Linked DNA regions of Homo sapiens: region 2 is linked to region 1. Evidence: chromatin loops called from intact Hi-C (ENCODE). Cell type or tissue: PC-3. All regions are shown on one strand. Links, peaks and the distances in the headings refer to the core of each region. The heading gives the core; the rest is flanking DNA.

Region 1 (5,384 bases), core at 201-5,200:
AGCTACTTGGGAGGCTGAGAGTCAAGAGAATCGCTTGAACCCGGGAGGCGGAGGTTGCAGTGAGCCGAGATCATGCTACTGCACTCCAGTCTGGGTGACAGAGCAAGACTTTGTCTCAAAAAAGAAAAAAAGAAAATAATAATTTTATATATATATATATATATATATATATATATATATATATATATATATATGTAAAGCAGACAGAGGAACTAAAGAAATTTATCAGCTCCTTCAATCCTTAAGTTTGTGAATTATCTCTGGGCAAAGAAAAGACTGTTCTGCTTTCTTCAACCCTTGATTTACAAATGCTTCTGACACTTGGCAGTGAACAGATGTGGCTCCACCCACAAGCTCGTAGGCTCCCCAAGAGCTAAAAATGTACTGGATTCATCTCTGTAACCCCAGGAGAGAACATCTAACTAGCACATAAGTGGCTCTGTGGTATGTGTTTGTTGAACTGAATTTCCCTACCCTTACACTTCAACATACTATCTTAAGATTCCAGCCCCTGGGATGGCTATAATTGTATTGGTTTACATTGTACCATCTACATTATCATCTGAATTTCACTCTTTGACATCTAACACAATGCCTCACATATAATAGAAACTCATTAAACATTTGTTAAATGAATAAATGAATGAACTTTTTATTGATGGAGGGAATTTGATTTCCTTACTCCTACTGTATATCAGATTAGATCACTCACCTATAAAACCCTTCAGTGACCTCCTATTAAAACAGCCTATAAGATCCTACCAGATCTGCCTCTCTAATCATTGCTAATAGAGTGAAAATGAATAAATGGGATCTAGACAGCACCTTAAATTATGTAAAGCAAAATTAGAATAAATTTTTTGTGAAAGACATGGTTTCAAGGGAAAATAATTGTAAAAAGTTGACTGTGAAAAGTTAAATCTCCTTATCCCAGGGCCTTTCAAGGCATTTAAAATTCAAATGGGTATTGTGACTTTTTAAGAAAGGGAACAGAGTGGATAGAATTTTCCAAATTTAATTAATATTAATAACTGCACTAATGATCCAGAGTGAAAAACTCTGATCTAGACTAAAGTAGAAGAAAATTTGCATATAGCTGTATCTGATGAACACACAGTGTTCAGGTCATTCTTAAACAAAAACATTTTAAGTTATTTTACTCAATATGACCTCATACTTCTATTTTATCATAATGACACAATGGGAGGACCTATGGGTCAGTAGCAGAGTAATTCAACCGCACATATGTTACATGAAGCATCAGGGTATTCACTGGGAGTCTACCATTCAATGTGAATGAGAAGGCTGATTCTATTTAATTTGAGAAATTTAGTAAGATGATAGTCTATTGTGGCTCTGATGGAAAGAGAGTGTTGAAAACCAATACTATAAAGCCAGCTGTTAGATTGAATGTACTTTCAGTGTCATTTTACATCTGACAATTACATCTTGATGTACACTGCCCTGAGCAAGACAATACTGTACTGCTCCTGGGGTCTTTAAAACGTACACACCTCATTATGGGCATTAGCCTCTAAAATATTCCATCTTTATGGAGGCTGGGAGAAAACATCAAGTTGAATCCAGAGAGGCTTATTCAGTGATAAATGACCTTAAGACATCTGGAAATCCAGTTTGGAGTAGGACAATGAGGTATAGATGCTTACCCAAACCTTTAGAAGTTAAGAAAAATATAGACAAACACTAACTTTTGAACAATTTAAATTAGTGTGTTTCATTGATTTAAAAATAAACCTTTTTCAATGTATTTCATCATCTCTGAAATTGTGGTATGTCCTATAATCCAATGGTGATTTACAATCACTTTCATGAATTCAGACTGAAAACATGTACTTGTATTGGGTTTTGGTTCAAATAATCAGGGGAGAAGTTTTTCTTTCCTCCACCAGTACCGATGTTGAGAAATACATTTTCTTGCTGTCTCTTTTCACACGGTGGTTTTGTTTGTTCATTTATTTACTCACATAATAATGATGTAGCCCTCTTAATTGCAAGTCTATTATTAGATTTTTCATCTTGAGCTTTTTTTCTTTTTTGGAGTGCATGTAACAGCATCTTTAATCATGGATTCAATGGTATCATAGACTCAAGAAATACAGTACTTTTAAAGCTCAGAGAATGTGTTCCTTTCTCTTCTTGAAAAGAATTATACCACGAGGCAGGATTTCCTTCTGGGATGATAATATCATATGGGAAAGGAAGCAAGGCACTCTCAACTCATTCTAAGTTCATAACTCCATAGACTATTAGAAAATCATTTCAAGAATACCACCTGTGGATAAGGGTAAAAGAGTGGGGGAAAAAGGGGAAACAAAAATCGGATAAGAAATCTAAACAAACCTAAACTTAGTGATAATGTCTAATTTATGCATAGGGGTTAAAAAATAGTAGATCCCAGGATCACTGTGAATAGCACGGCACAGAGAATAAAAATCATCATCAGGGATTCTGTTAGAAAATACAAGAGCCAGATCAATGTTACGATATAAAGAGGCATAGTGCATATAGAACCAAGGCATACATTTCTTAGGACCCCTATTTAGGAATGTACTAAGGTTTTGTTTCTTGCTTTTGTTTTTAAACAAAAAGAGACAGGGTCTTGTTCTGTTGCCCAGGCTGAAGTGCAGTGGCATGATCATAAAAATGTGCTGAGTTTTTATGCTTGTAATTTAAAAGTGACTAAGTGAACTAATAGAGTTTAAAAATGTGAGTGGTTAAACCTTGAGAGTTGAGATCACCATGGCAAAGCAAGGACATAGTTTTGTGCAAGGGATCCCAGTTTTTAAGCTGATAAAGGCTGGTACTCTATTTGCACAGGACATTATTAACATAAAAATAATATTATAAAAATATTTATTAAAATTTAATATTTATTAATGTAAAATTTAATTAATATTAATTTTAATTATATTACTTGATATAAATTAATATAATTAATATATAATTTCACTCATTAAAGTTTAATATTTGTTAATATAAAATTTAATTAATATTAAATTATTATTTATTAGAATAGTAATGAATATTTATTTTTAGGTTAAAATAATATTAACATAAAAACTGCAGCACAAGAGACTTAGATTTTATGGATTAATAGCAAACTTCCTCTGAACTAAGTCACAATCTAATTTTTATATTGAATAAGTCCAGGAGGGGGCACCCTGACATTCCAGCTTTCAGTCAACCTTCTGACTACTTCCATATTGAGCTAAATCTCCACAGCCATGGCCACCAACTGTCTTATCATCAACTGGGACTGTGCAAAGGCAGGAGCACCTAAGAGGCAGGCCAACAGTTTAATGAAAAGGACCAGAGTGCTCTAAGGTTGGATAAAGTATGGGGTCACTGACTGCCTTGTGGGTTACAGTAGATAACCTATGCAAATTCTCTTCAGAGGCAAGAGCTAGCCCCAAGAACTCTCAGCATCAATGGTCTACTTCAAATGTTGATTAGCATCAAAGGTTTCCTTCCACAGAAAGGCCAGACTAAAAGGGAGTAAGTAATTTCAGAAACATCTGGAAAGCAGAAGACAACATATAGGGGTCTTGTACTTCCTCTTTGATGTATATATTACCCATGCAGAAAAATGACATATTTGTAAATTTTAGTTCAGCCTCTAGGATGGTGCTCATCCAGCAGACATCTGTGTCACAGACCAAAGAAACTAAAATGTGTCCAACTTAAACCAGGCTGAATCAAGACTAGTTAAACTACACTTTTCATCACCAGTCAGTTTCAAATACACAGGCTCAGAGGTCTTTGACCACTTGCAGTTGAGAAGGATGATAGACCTGTACAGTTCAGGATATAATTTGGTCTAGGGATGCTTCAGAAGCTCCAGAACAGATTCTATACTGACTCTCCAACCATTCATTCATTGAATTTTGCCAGATAAATACCCTATCAGAAAATGGGTCTGTTTCCATTATGTCATACAAAGTGCAAATCCTCAAGGCTTTCCTTTGGAGAAGAATAGGTAGAGTCTACCAGTCCTGTCTCTAAATGATCCCATTTATCAATGGATGAGATTTCTGAATAAAGCATGTGCATTTATTTTATGCTGAATGCTGCAAACTTTAGATCGACATCTTGCCAGCAAAAACCAATACCCACATTTTTCATTTCTTTATCTCTGGTGGAAAAAAGCAGGATTTAAAGCAACTGCTGGTCAAACACATGATTCTTTTTTAAAAACCAGAGTAAATTCAGACTGGCTTCCTGGAGAACTGTTTTGAAAGGCAGTTTACAGATCTTACTGTTGCTTTTCCATGACATAATGCTGGAGATCCGACATAATACTCAAACACCTGGCAACAGCCTAAGGACAAGGGGGAGCAGGAGTGAAGGGAGAACAAGAGGAAACTCTGACAGATCTGTCCTGAAAAATGCACTATTTACCAAGTTGGGACATCAAATCTCAGACAAAAAGGTAAAGAGAATTGCTTAAACCAAGGTTTCCAAGAATCTTTGACAAATGCTGACTCTCTTAACACTTTATGAAACAACCAAAGTCAACAGACACATCTCCACAGCCTTTCCATTTGCAGACTTTTTTCCCACAGCCCTATTTAGAACTTAACATAATGGGAAGTTTTCTCTTGGCAAAAAAGCTGATTAAGTGTTCCATTTAATAGCATAATGCAAAAAAATGCTTTCCTTTTTTCAGACCTGCTGTTCTCATACTGTCTCATGTTGTCTAAAGTGGAGAGTTGGTAACTATTTTCGGGGTTGGTGTGCCTTTATGATGAATGTCATCTTAAAATACAGAACAAATAATGAAACCCATGTTGAATTTATAATCAACTTTCTTTTATCTACACTCAAGGTTATTATTTTAACCTGTTGTCTTTGCAGTTTGGGAATACAAGAATGAGCTTTTTGTGATAAGTTGAAAGCACAATAATTTATAACAAGCTTCTTTCTCTTATTCTCCTATTCTCTCTCCATTTCTGTCTCTCTCTCTTGCAGAATGGGTCTATTCATTTATATTTCTATCCTTTTTGATTTGGTCTTACATTTACAATGTCAGGAATATCATATCCATTCAACAAATAACATCTGACAAACAAAAATGGATCTCCTGGGGCATAGGACCAAAAAGCAGTGCTGTGGACAGATTCTGTTATTGGAATTAGGCATCTAACCTCCTTTTAAAGCATATGGCCTTTAAAAACTTTTCACTATTTTTAACAATCAACTTGAGGATTTAAAACAATGCAATCCCCCGCTAATTTTTATTGGTCAATGGCCTATTCAATTGTTTCTCAGCTTCTCCTTTAAAAAAAAATCCTTGTTCTAGTTGTACTTTTAAAGTTAAAGCAACAATCTCTTTATGGCTCTGCTTTCGCTGCGTAACCATCATC
Region 2 (5,384 bases), core at 168-5,167, 430 kb before region 1:
TTTTATTCCTGAACCAAGTGACTTCAGCTTCAGGCACTCCTAGGAAGAAAAAAAAAAAACAAAAAACCCCACTCATCAGTCAAACACATTCAGGTGAGCCCAGAGGCATTTATAGCTTCTTGAATCCCCCTTCCCTGGGGCTGCTCTACAGGGACATCTTCTACCAGGCTTTGGCCAGATTAAATAATGTCCAGAGCCTGGTAGGATAAGGATATAGACTTCAGGGTGACCAAAGAATCAGAATAAATGTTGATACAAGATAAACATCTCAGTTGTCTCCAGATCTTTTGCCTTTTAAACTTACAGTGATGAGACAGGAAGAGGGAGGCCAGTACAAAGAGGAGGAAACAGGAAGCTGGCAGGGGGGGCTTGCCAAGGTGGAAGGAGAGTACCCAAATTCTTTGGAGAAAATGTATTTGAAAAACATGAGAACCAAATGTATACACCAGTGAAAATGAAACTACATGAAATAAACATAATGTTGAGTAAGAGATGGCAGACACAAGAGTACATACTGTATAATTTCCTTTCCGTAAGTAAAAAAAAAAAAACCTGGTAACATTAATCTATGCTGTTAGTAGTCAGTGGAATGAATGGGGAGGGGTTGTGACTGAGAAATGGGACAAGTGGCTTGGCCACTGGCGATGCTCTGTGTCTTGACCGGGGGCTGGTCTGGTGGGGAGTGTTCACTTGGTACCTTTATGATACATGTACTTTTCTGTATAGATATATTTTAATAAAAAGTGCAAAGCTATACAACGTTAAAATATATGTATGAACTAGACAAATGGAAGCTGCTAGATTGCTACTGGAGTTGACACTCTTATGTAGAAAACTTGCTTGTATTTTTGGAAGCCTGCATATCTTCTCAGAGCAAGAGAACATGAAATGGTAGTATCAGTAGAACCACAGGAAAAGGACAAAAGGAAAGTGCTCAACTCTTTCCACAATCCAAGTTTATTTTCTGTGAGAGAGATGGGATGGGGAGATCATCTGCTGACCTGGGATGGGCTCTCTCTTTGGAAGCCAGGCTCTGTGCTCTAGGGACCCCATGAATTCCTCAGGAAGTTTCCTTGTGGTTGACATGCTGGAAAACAGGCCCTGAGAGTTTAGGATGAGCCTTCCTAGATGCTGTTTTAGGAGGATCCTATAGGAGGCTGGGCTCTGAGTATGTTGAGAGACTGAAGATATGTGGCACGGATTCACAGGTCTCTAGGGAGCAGAAAGCACCCTCCCCTACACAACTCAGCCTGCTGACCCAGCTCACACAGTTTATTTATAGAACTCACTGGCATGTATCCAGGGCATGCTTAAAGTGTAAAGTCCTGGCCGGGCGTGATGGCTCATGCCTGTAATCCCAGCACTTTGGGAGGCCGAGGCAGACAGATCACAAGGTCAGGAGTTTGAGACCAGTCTGACCAACATGGTGAAACCCTGTCTCTACTAAAAATACAAAAATTAGCCAGGCATGGTGGTGGGCACCTGTAATCCCAGCTACTCAGGAGGCTGAGGCAGGAGAATCACTTGAACTTGGGAGGCAGAGGTTGCAGTGAGCCGAGATCACCTCACTGCACTCCAGCCTGGGTGACAGAGCAAGACTCTGTCTCAAAAAAAAAAAAAAAAAAAAAAAAAGGGTCAAGTCCCGGGAAATGGGGTCAAAGCCAAGAATGGCCAAGGAGCCAGACCTTTAGTCTAGTGGTCTAGTGTTTTCCCTGAGCTGGGGCTGGTTTTTGCCTTTGGGGCAAGGGCAGTTTGCCCTTAATGGCTAGCCTTCTGTTGAGAATGCAGAGTGTCTTCAAAGAGTTGCCTGTGTATCTGTTACGTGTCCTTGAAATTGGCTAGAGAAAGAGAGGCAGGGCTACCGAAAGTGGGTGGAGACTTGGATACCACAGCCTTGTCACATCAGAGAGAGGCACACGCTAATCTGGCTCTAACAGTAGGATACTTTATGCTCAAGTGTGTAAGAGGGGCCAGGTTGGCATCATCTCTAAAGATACCTGGAGAAAAGACACAGGTGAGGGGTGGAACAGCTGATTTTTCATTGCAGCACCACTAGGGAGAGCAAGAGCATCATGATGCCTGTCCATGCCAGCTTGGACTTTGGACCCTGAGCTTAGTTTTTTTCCCATTTAAAAAAAAAAATCCACGGCATTTAGGAGACAGCCTCAGAAGTAAATTGAAGAAATGCACTCTTAGCTATTTTTCTCCTGAAAGAACAAGGAAAAATGAGTTCCTGCAAACCCTTTTCCTCTTTTCCTTCCCCTTCCTTCCTTCCTTCCTTCCTTCGTTCCTTCCTTCCTTCTTTCCTTCCTTCCTTCCTTTTCTTTCTTATTGAGATGGAGTCTTGCTCTGTCACCTAGGCTGGAGTGCAGTGGCATGATCTCGGCTCACTGCAGCCTCTGCCTCCTGGGTTCCAGCGATTCTCCTGTCTCAGCCTCCCAAGTTAGCTGGAATTACAGGCGTGCACCACCACGCCCAGCTAATTGTTGTATTTTTAGTGGAGACAGGGTTTCGCCATGTTGGCCAGGCTGGCGTTGAACTCCTGACCTCAGATGATCCACCTGCCTTGGCCTTCCAAAGTGTTGGGATTACAGGCACGAGCCACCATGCCGGCCCTGCAAACCATTTTCTACCATTATTCATCCTCTTTCCCTCACATTGCTCACATGCAGCACTTACTGCCTGCATCTTCCTTTGAGGAGGGCTGTGGGCAGCAAACACAAAGACTCAGGGGGAGAGAAAATGAGAGTGAGAGTGACAGAGGGGAGAAGGGAGGGTGGAACAGAGGGAGAAGGGAGAGAACCCAGGGATGGAAGCAGACCTGGGAGCTATTTCTCACTCCCCCAGGAATGGCTTGCAAGCTTCTTCCATTCCCTTGATGTCTGTCTATCTCATGCCGTTCTAAAATTGTGCTTGTTTGAGAGGACAGGACTGGATATAAACCAAAAGGGCTGAATTCCTCTGGTGACAGCAGGGGACTTCATGGGAGAAATGGAAACGTTCAGAATAGCAGGGTGGAGGAAGAAACCTCCAGTTTCTGTAAACCTGGAACCATGGACCTGACAGCAGTCCCAAGGGAAGAGAAATTAAGTGGGAATCATTCTTTAATCTACTGGCAAACCTCTCTCAGATTCATTCAAGCACAGATCTGCATTATGAGTTTGCCGATGTAGGTATTGTTACTGGTGCCACATTTTGAGGACTTCCTGCCTGGAACTGTGGGCCTTAGGTGGAGAATGATATTACTAAGACACCTTGGAGTGACAGCCAGTCCTTCCATAACTGGCTCTGACATTACGCATGTAGAATGAGGAAATAGAAAACAATAATTGAGGTGTTATAAAGTTTTTTTTTCTTTTTCTCTCAGGAGATGACAACGACGCTTTAAAAAACGTCACCAGCCCTTGAATGTTCCACAGAGTCCCTTGAAAAGGTAGTGATACACATGCCTAATACTGATGTTCAGAATACCTCAACATCGGAGTGTACTGAGACATGCAAACGTATCCTGAGTGTGTTAAACGGAGAAATAACATTGAACATTTGCTATAAGTCAAACATTTTATAAACACAATCACTTATTTTTAACAATGATCCTGTGAAGCAGGTACTATTTAATAACTCCATTTTATGAGAAAAAGGGTCTCATAGAGATTAAGAAATCTGCCTAAGGTCACATTTGTTTGGATGCCTGAACGATTACATCATTACATCAGAAAAGAGTTTCTGTTCCCCCCAGTTCCCTACCCTACAGCCAATCAGTAACCCACCAGTGCCAGGGTGGGGATTCAAACTGAGATACCTTTAATGCCAACAGTCCCCATCTTAACAAGTGTACACCGCCTGCCATTATACTAGCCTGACTCTTGAGAGAAAATCTGAACTGCTGCTTTACTATTTCTGAACTGTCAAAGGCTTAATTCCTTTCTACTTTCAGAATTAATGTTTCTGCTGTGGTTGTAAAACCAAGGTGTTGTCAGGAGAGAGGTTCCAGAATCCATGTGTTCTGGCTTTTTAGCTCTTTCTTGTTGAGAAGCTTGGTCAGGTTGCGGGAGATGATCTTTTCTAGCCTGCTGTAGTGTGACAGCAAATGCCACAAAAACAAACACCTGAAAATGACAGAAAATATGCTCTACCACAGAACAAAATCCAAAAGCTATGTTGTTGTGGACCAGCTACTTGGATAGGCTCCACATGCTAACCTCCCTGGTATTATTTGTATCTTAAAACAGCGAAGGAAAAGAACCCACGTTTGCATTTTCCCCTGTGGTGTATCTTTTCAACAGCCCCATGCTCTCCCTGCTGCTTGAAAGGATCAGTAAAAGAGCTTAGTCATACTGGGTGGTAACTTGATATGATTACAAGGTCCAGTGCCTTTGATGTCCATGGAGCTGCCAGGTAGGGTGATGCTAAAATATTCTTTTTTAAAAAGTCCCAGACAGGGTATTCTTGTTAACTGGATCCCTTATTACATTTGGAAGGCTGCCTGCACCATGGCGGTGTGTCAACATCTCAAGGTGGGGTTTCCACTCAAAGGTGCACCTTTACATGGGAAATTCTAGAAGCTTCCTAGGAGGTGTGGAGGTAGGGTGGCTTAGGGAAAGAAAAGAGAAAGGATACAGTAACTCAACTGTCAGTCTTGTCAATTATTCTAAAAAACCAAGGCAGTCTGGAAAGAAGGTTTCCAGCCTTCCACGTTTCTCCATACTGACTGTGGCAGACAACGATAGCTGTTCACAAAACCAGTTTCCCTCTTTTTCCTGAGTACCCAGTGAGCCTACCTTCCCCAGCATCCTTTGTAGTTGTGCGTGGCCATGTGACTAAAGGATTGTGAAAAGTCTTAATGTATGCTCCTTCCAGGCGTGGCCCTTAAAAGCCTTCTCAACCATCCTCCGTATTCTGTTTTCCCCTCTCCTGGTTGATAGGATAGAGGTAACCCCTATGGAGACCTTGGAAGGCATGTGTTCCAGATGTCAGACCCACCAGCATCCTGTGACCCTGCATGACACTGTGGGGGCAGATCCTCTCCAGATGACCAGGTGTACTCTTTGGGCTCTTAGATAAGCAAAAATAAACCTTCTATTGTATTTGAGCCATTATACATTTGGGGGTCTACTTGATACCAGAGTCTAATCTATCCTAATACACCACCCATCACTGACTCTTGAACTATTTCTGCATCCTTAGTCCTGCTGATTTTATCTCCTAAGTAAGTCCTTCAAATACTTCCTTTGCTTTTAGGAGAAAAACCTAAACTGTACCATAATCTATGAGAACATGTAAGATCTAGCCCCTGCCTACCCACACCTCCTCAGCCTCATATGCTACTTTCTTCTCTGCTCTTGATATTATAGCCACACCACCAGCCAGGTTTTACTTCTTTA

Evidence for each region. Peaks named below come from ENCODE experiments on the same cell type or tissue, not always from the same donor. Only the 100,000 strongest peaks of a DNase experiment are listed, where the experiment ranks them.
Region 2: it touches region 1 in a loop (9-fold over the local background); 3 of 110 quality-filtered maps call a loop at or near these places.

The regions. Positions count from the first base shown.
Region 1 is chr9:18,394,091-18,399,474 of GRCh38, reverse strand. It overlaps a transcript of ADAMTSL1 not described here. Among named protein-coding and RNA genes, the nearest start is that of ADAMTSL1, 77 kb to the left of the region's middle. In PC-3, for the core only: a CTCF peak has its summit at 3,190 (motif pointing right); no DNase peak of the experiment used is centred there; H3K4me3 peaks cover 154 bases; H3K27ac peaks cover 1,266 bases.
Region 2 is chr9:18,820,939-18,826,322 of GRCh38, reverse strand. It overlaps ADAMTSL1 (ADAMTS like 1), which reads right to left. Exons shown (of 29, transcript NM_001040272.6): 22 at 1-39. Among named protein-coding and RNA genes, the nearest start is that of SAXO1, 210 kb to the left of the region's middle. In PC-3, for the core only: a CTCF peak has its summit at 2,048; DNase peaks (open chromatin) are centred at 2,052 and 4,332; H3K27ac peaks cover 560 bases.